3 separate regions of the Homo sapiens genome follow, and all the other regions are linked to region 1. Evidence: chromatin loops called from intact Hi-C (ENCODE). Cell type or tissue: mammary epithelial cell. All regions are shown on one strand.

Region 1 (2,500 bases):
TCTACCATCCTTTTTAGATGGCTATTCTTTGAGAAACTGCTTATGGATTGCTCCTTGGCCTTGGCAGAGACTCAACACTTGGTCATGGGCCACCCAATGAACAGGAGCTGTGGACAATAAACTGGGTGTTTTTGGCCCTCTCAAAAAAATAAAAATGTTGTGTATGCAGTACAGCTTAAGTAGATCCTGAAGGCATGAGTAAGTTGCTTGGCAAGTTGCCCAGATGCCCCTCCTCATGTTATGTTGCCTCCTCTCTCTCAACCCACATAGCCCTCCAAATCTGAGGGTTCTGCATTATAGAGTCAACCAACTGAGGATTAAAAACTATTTTGAAAAAAAAAAGCAATACAATAATAAAAGTCATACTAAGAAAGAAATAACAACTATTTACACAGCATTTACATTGTATTAGTTATAAGTAATCTGGAGATGATTTAAAGTATACAGGAGGATGTGCAAAAGTTGCATGCAAATACTATTCTATTTTATATAAGGGACTACCACATCTGTGGATTTTGGTATTTGAAGGGCTCCTAGAACCAATCCCCCATGGATATCTAAAGACAAATATATATGGCTTTTAGGGGGTTGCCTATGGCAAATATTGACTGAGGAAGAAAACAATTCAGGCCTGGTTTATAGATTGGTATGCTATGCTGGCACATCCTAAAAATGGATAGCTCAGCACTACTGCCCCACTCTGGGGTGGCTTTGAACTATGGTAGTGAAGGGAGCTCCTATTGTTGGACAGTACTTCAAGGAGTACACCTACTTATTAATTTTTCCTGGAAGAGGAGATGGCCCCAGGTACGGCCTTATACTGGCAGGCAGTGGCTAATGGTTTGACTAGATGGTTCATGTTATGGACTGACTGTTTGCATCCCCCCAAGAAAGAACACAACTAGACAATTGGTGACAAGGAGGTGTGTTGATAGATCTTTCTGAATGGGCATAGAGAGTGAAGACCTTTGTTCCATGTGATTGCTCGTCAAAGAGCAACCTCAGTAAAAGAGGATTTTAATAATCAGATGAACAAGATGCGCTGCTCTGTGGACATCAAGCAGGCTTTCTCTGCAGCCATTCCATCCATGCCCAATGGACTCATGAACAAAGTGGCCATGGTAGCAGGGGTAGAAGTTTCATATGGACTCAGCAACATGGACTTCCACTCACTATGGCTGATCTGTCTATAGTCACTGTTGAATGTCCAACCTGCCAACAGCAGAGTACAACTTTGAGCCCCTGACATGGTACCATTCCCCAGCAGGCTGAAATACCTGCTGGTAGGTTGGTTGCAATGGACCACATCCATCTTAGAAGAGGCAGTGCTTTGTTCTCACTGAAAGAGACATTTACTCTAAATATGGATTTGTTTTCCTTGCCCTCAAGGCTTTTGTCAAAATCACCATCTGTGGACTTACATAGTATGATTCACATCAAGGTATTCTTATAACACTGCTTCTGACCAAGGAACTTACTTAACAGCAATTGTGGACTCATGCTGATGGAATCTACTGATATTACCATGTTCCCTGTTACCATGAAGTAGCTGGTCTGATAGAATGCTGAAATAGCCTTTCAAAAATTTAGTTTCCATACCGGCTGGGAAGGAACATCTCACAGGTTTGAGGTAAAGTCTTCAGGATGTGGCAAATACTGTAAATCAGTGACCAATATACAATGCTCTCTTTCACAGAGGTAGGATCCATGGATTCAGCAAAGCTGTGTGAGATGGGAGTTATTCCTTTCACTATTACCCACAGTGAGCCACTATGTGTGGAAGTTCAGTGTGGGGTACTAGGCACTCTTGAAGTTCATGCCTGTTGTCCCTGATCTGTTGCTCATCCTGTTAGCACAAGGCAGCAGCCAAGCCCACAGCTCCCCAGCCCCTGCTGGATCATCTCCTTTAGCTTCTCCAGATCCTAAGCTGGGTGTGTGGATGGCTCTGTGGTGAAGTGTTCCAGCTCCTTCTGTGCCATTGAGGCTGGAGATAGAGAGAGGGAGATGAGGGTTCCAGCTGGTCTTTGTAGGTTCCAGTTTGTCCTTGTCCTGCCTTTTAAATGTCCAGCTGTTCTTACCAACTGCTGGTACTGAGAAACTCTACAGAGCCTGCAGGGCTATAACAGACAAGGACTGACAGCCTCCCATAGGGTTCCTCAACAGCTCCTACAATTACATAAGGTGGAGTTCCTATAGCAAATCCCATATAGTGGCTCTGCTTGTCTGACAAAGCCTAAATGACACAGCATCTGTCCACTAACTCTGAAGATTCTCGGGGAGGACTTCGTCCTCTTCGTCGTTTATTGGCCTAATTTTCTGCTCCTCAGAGTTTTCAAATTTACTGTCACCTTGACTCTTGTGTCTGTTCCCCTTTCTATGCCCCAAGTCAACCAAAATGTGGAACACAATGCCTTTTCCTTAGTTTACCTCAAATACCACTCATAAAAGCAAGGAATTTCACAGAGGTTCTGTGGTAAAAATGGGAGTTGCATTAGAGCAA
Region 2 (2,500 bases), 73 kb before region 1:
TTGTCTCTGTCAGGGTTTGACTTTTAGCTCCTTCTGTTTAAGAATCAGAATCTCAGCCCTGACTCAGGGGCTTTAACTCTTCTGGTTCCTATGCCTTGATTTTGTCATGCTCTGGTTCTTCAGTTAAAGTTCCTCTCTTCAGACTCATTTTATATTTTGGAACAGTAGGAGGAGCTCTTTGGATGAGCTGAGGCTTTAGCCATCCTTTGATAATAAATTTTTATTTCTAAGGCGCTAGGCATAGACCTAGAGGCATTTTACTGTGGTAGGTTTTTATCTCTTTTAAAATAAATAGAAAGGGACATATGAATTTTTATCAAATCATGGATCTAAAAACAAAGCCCATGGTAACAGAATGTTGCTGCATATTTCCTAATAATGCTTTATTACTAACATTTTCTTATTATCCTAAAAACTAGTTACTTCTCTTCCAATTTTATGGTAATATAAAGTTATTGGTTGAAACATTATTATAGCTGTTTTATATTTGAAAATTTATTTTGGGACTGAAGTCATATCTTCAGGGAAAACATGATTGTATATTCATAGATGTTATGATTTCTTAACTGAGTCTTTTAATTTTTATAATATTTTAATACTTTTATTTGTCTAAATGTTCAAATAATCAATATCCCAAGGTTTAACAGTGCTTACAGTGTAATTGCATTTAGGACAATAAATTTTATATTGACAGTTCAGGGATCCCTATTTAGTTGAACATAACGAATTATGAAACCCCATTGGTTGAAATCTGGTTAGATGCTGCTGTTAATGATTTTCTTTTTCCTCTGTTATTAGTATTTTATGTTGTAGTTAGTAGCTTCTAAACTTCACCCCTATGAGCACTCCTATCCTTTCAAATGATTATAAAGTGTTTCCCCATTTGATAAATTGTGGTAAAATACATGAAACAAAAAATTTGTCATCGTGACTATTTTTAAGTACACAGTTCAGTATTTTTAAATGCATTCATAGTGTTGTGCAATCATCACCATCATTCATCTCCATAACATGTTTCATCTTGTAAAATTGAAACTCTGTATCCATTAAACAATAATTCCCCATATTCCCTTTTCCCCAGCTGCTGGCACCCGCTATTCTACTGTCTGACTCTATAATTTTGAACTGCTCTAAATACCTCATATAAGTGGAATCATACAGTACTCGTCTGCTAGAGACTGGCTTATTTCACTTCACATAATGTTCTCAAGATTCATCTATATTGTAGCCGACATCAGAATTTCCTTCCCTTTTAAGGTGAAATATATTTCATTGTACAGATATACCACATTTAGCTTATCCATTCATCCATTGATGGACCATGGGTTGCTTTCATGGTTTAGCTCAAAAATGCTGCTACCAACATGGGTATACAAATATCCTTTGAGGCCCTGCTTTCAGCTTTTTTTGGGTACAGAAATAGAATTCCTGGATCATAAGTTAATCCAATTTTTAAATTTTTGAGGAACTGTCATACTGTTTTTCACAGCGGCTGTAACATTTTACATTTTCACCAACAGTACACAAGGGTCCCAATTTCTCCACACCCTCTCCAACACTTCTGTTCTGTTCTGTTCTTTTGGCAGTAGCCCTCTTAATGGGTGTGAGGTGATATCTCATTGTTTTGATTTGCATTTCCCCAGTGATTAGTAATGTTGAACATCTTTTCATGTGCTTATTGGCTATTTGTGTATTTTCTTTAAAGAAATGTCTGTTCAAATCTTTTGCCCATTAAAACTTTTTTTTTTCAATATGGTGGGCAGTTTAGTATGGCCCAACTCATAGTTGGAGGGAGGCAGGGACAAACCCAGTGTGCTTCTGCCAGCTCTGAGGCCACCACAGGACTCATAGAGAGTAGGCTCATAAATAGACAGGAACCAGAGATCGCACTGGCCTGCCAGCCACTGCTTCCAATTCCTGTTTGTAGAAAAAAAAGACTGCCACCTTTTGGTCCACTGGCTTTTTAAGGCCAATGGGGATGAGCAGATGGCAACTCCCAGGCATCCCGCAAAGAAGGTGAGTCACCTTAAGACTTTTGCCCATTTTGAATCAGGTTGTCTTCTTGTTGTTGAGTTTTAGAAGTTCTCTATGTATGCTGCACATTAATCCCTTATCAGATATGATATTTTCTTTCATTTTGTGGGTTGTGTTTTTACTTTGTTGATAGTATCTTTTGATGTACAAAATGTAAACATTGTTTAGGAAGTACAATTTGTCTATATTTTCTTTTGTTGTCTGTGCCTTTGATGTCAAATCTGAGAAATGACTGTCAAATCCAATGTTGTGAAGCTTTTGCCCTGTGTTTTCTTCTAAGGGTTTTATTGTTTTAAGTCTTATGTTTAGGCTTTTGATCCATTAAAACATTTTAAAAATTGTTTCATTTTTGTTTTTAAACTTATCATAGAGATGAAGGTCTTGCTATATTACCCAGGCTGTTCTCAAATTCTTGGCTTCAAGCGATCCTCTGCCTTGGCCTCCCAAAGTGCTGGGATTACAGGCA
Region 3 (2,500 bases), 240 kb after region 1:
TGAATAGGCATTTCTTTAGAGAAGACATACAAATGGCCAAAAGGTATATGAAAAGATGACCAACATCCTTAATCATCTGGGAGATGCAAACTGGATATCACCTCACACATGTTAGGATGACTGTTACCAAATGACACGAGATAACAAGTGTTAGCAAAGGCATGGAGAAAAGGGAACCCTAGTACACTGTTGATGGAATGTAAATTGGTATGGCCATTATGGAGCACACTATGGAGGCATTAAAAAGTAAACATAGAATTACTATATGATCCAGCAATTCTACTTCTGGGTATATACCCAAAGGAAGTGAAATCAGTACCTTGTAAAGATATTTGCACTTCTGGGGCAGCATTGTTCACAACAGCCAAGACATGGATACTTTATCCCGTTTAGTATTTACCTCTGCAGTAGCATTTACACCCTTTTTACAGATGAAAGAACACTGAGTCCAAGAGAGGGGAAGTAATGTGCCCAAGGGTGCACAATGGGATTCATCTCTGTCATCACCCAGTCTGATGCCTCTTCACAAGCCTGCTCCTGCCTCTCCGTCATGCCTCACTACCTCACCACCCCACACAAACAGCCTCAAGAGGTTAAGGAACCAACCCGTCTCAGAATTATCTGACAGTTGAATGAAGAATTCTGACTTTGGCCTCTATCTACTTTTAAAGACTGTGTTGGTTATTATGTGCTAACTGAAAGCAATATTCGACTATTATTTTTAATGGTAGATTAAAATAGAGGATGGAAATAAATAAGAAGTAAACACTTTGGTAAATTTTGCTTGCCAACATTTATTCTGAGCTGAGAATTTCACGCGCAATTGATGTCTAATAATATACACATTCAAAAGAAATAAATGAAATAAGGAATAAATGAAAAGAGCAAAATGCGCATTTAACCCTGCCCAGCCATTCTTTTGGACACCGGTGGTGCGGATGCAAATATGGATCTACATGTTTCAGTGGAGTTACATTTAGGGTTCACTTATTATTTAATTTAGTATATATTAGAATTGAGCACATATTTCATAAATCACATTACATAAACATGTGAGGCTAGGACCCCTGTATGACTCATCATTGTAGTTACTAGAATGCCCAGCAGAGAACCTTGCAGGCTTGTATAATAATGAGTGAAGAAGAATGCATCTTCAACTTTCTAAATCCTGGCTCAGTTTTTTTGTTACATTTAGTTATACATGCGGTGTAAAGGAGACATTTGAGATAATTATCAAAAAATAAATAATAATTGTTTCTACTCCCAATTTTTTGTAACATCTACATTATTAAAGCAAAAAATTATTTCAGGTTTTTAGTTTTTAATAGAAGAAAATGTTCTTAGGGTTCTGCTTTGGTTTTATTTAGTCATTGTGAAAATTGCCTCATGTTTACTTTGTGTAGATGTCCCAGATAATTGTGAATATTTCTTTAACCAGGTCATCTGGCCAGTGGTAATGTTGAGTCATAAGGAGAGGTCATGAAAGTTAAAGAATGCTGAGTCATTGTCTTTTTTGCAATCCAGTGAATATGTTCTTAAGGATTATTATTATTTTTTGAACCTATGTTGAAAGCAGTAATATAAGACCTCTAGCTATTTCTTGCTCTGAATCATGTTTGGCAAAGCCAGACATTGTGAGGATAAACACTATGCTCTATTTGTGGCTTTCAGTTCTCATCTGAAAAATTATTGAGGATTCCAGTCACGGCACATCCCAGAGCAGAAATTGTCAGACACACTGTTGTCAATGTGCCAAATATTCCTAGGAAGTCTGCAAGTTTTTTATGCCGGAAAATTACATTGTGAAGAACAAATTCATCTTTTTTTTTCCTACGGTGGACAATAGTTGAATTGAACCAAGAGAATCTTGTCAGGGATTTCTTGATAAAGGGCTGCACTGCTTCCACATCTAGGCTTAACCCCTTGGAGAACATCCTTGATAGATTTATGCAGAAAATGCAGGCATGCTAATGAGGTGAAACTGCAAGACACACTCAATAGAAACACAATGAATTCTTGAGCTAATTGCTACCAGTCTGACTTAAGTAAGTTAAGTGAGAAGCATGGTAGGTGCTCTTCTACCCTGAAAATCCTGTTTGCTCTTCCGAAAAATGCCAAAGTCACGAGATTACAATTTTTTTAAAGCCCCAGCAGTGTGTCTCAAAACAGGAGGGAGAGTTCTAATTGGAATAATTTTTTCTTTTAAAATAATTTTATTTCAGGTGCCATGTTAATGACTTTCCAGTAGTAAAATCCCAAAACAATGAATAAAATTTCAGTAAGATTATTCTAACTCTATCCCCTTTTGCATGAAAAAGTGGAAAACATTCTATGGAAGAAAGTAATAGTTAAGCACAGTAATTTGTTATGCAGCAAGAAAAAAACCAATGCAACCTACTGTAGACCAAATTTTTTTTCTTGCTAAAGAAAAAATTATTTGATGATACTTATTAAAGCATGGGTAAGGCAGACTTTAATCAGGACCATCATGATTGGTATA

Evidence for each region. Hi-C counts contacts between places; a loop is a spot of excess contacts. Peaks named below come from ENCODE experiments on the same cell type or tissue, not always from the same donor. Only the 100,000 strongest peaks of a DNase experiment are listed, where the experiment ranks them.
Region 2: a loop joins it to region 1, with 2.2 times the contacts of the local background. A loop is called at or near these places in 3 of 110 quality-filtered maps.
Region 3: a loop joins it to region 1, with 3 times the contacts of the local background. A loop is called at or near these places in 4 of 110 quality-filtered maps.

What each region holds. Positions count from the first base shown.
Region 1 is chr12:58,066,315-58,068,814 of GRCh38, forward strand. No RefSeq gene overlaps it. Among named protein-coding and RNA genes, the nearest start is that of LINC02403, 20 kb to the right of the region's middle. In mammary epithelial cell, no CTCF peak of the experiment used is centred here; a DNase peak (open chromatin) is centred at 1,477; H3K27ac peaks cover 983 bases.
Region 2 is chr12:57,993,038-57,995,537 of GRCh38, forward strand. No RefSeq gene overlaps it. Among named protein-coding and RNA genes, the nearest start is that of ATP23, 53 kb to the left of the region's middle. In mammary epithelial cell, no CTCF peak of the experiment used is centred here; a DNase peak (open chromatin) is centred at 1,004.
Region 3 is chr12:58,309,480-58,311,979 of GRCh38, forward strand. No RefSeq gene overlaps it. Among named protein-coding and RNA genes, the nearest start is that of LINC02403, 220 kb to the left of the region's middle. In mammary epithelial cell, no CTCF peak of the experiment used is centred here; DNase peaks (open chromatin) are centred at 542 and 1,552; H3K27ac peaks cover 2,196 bases.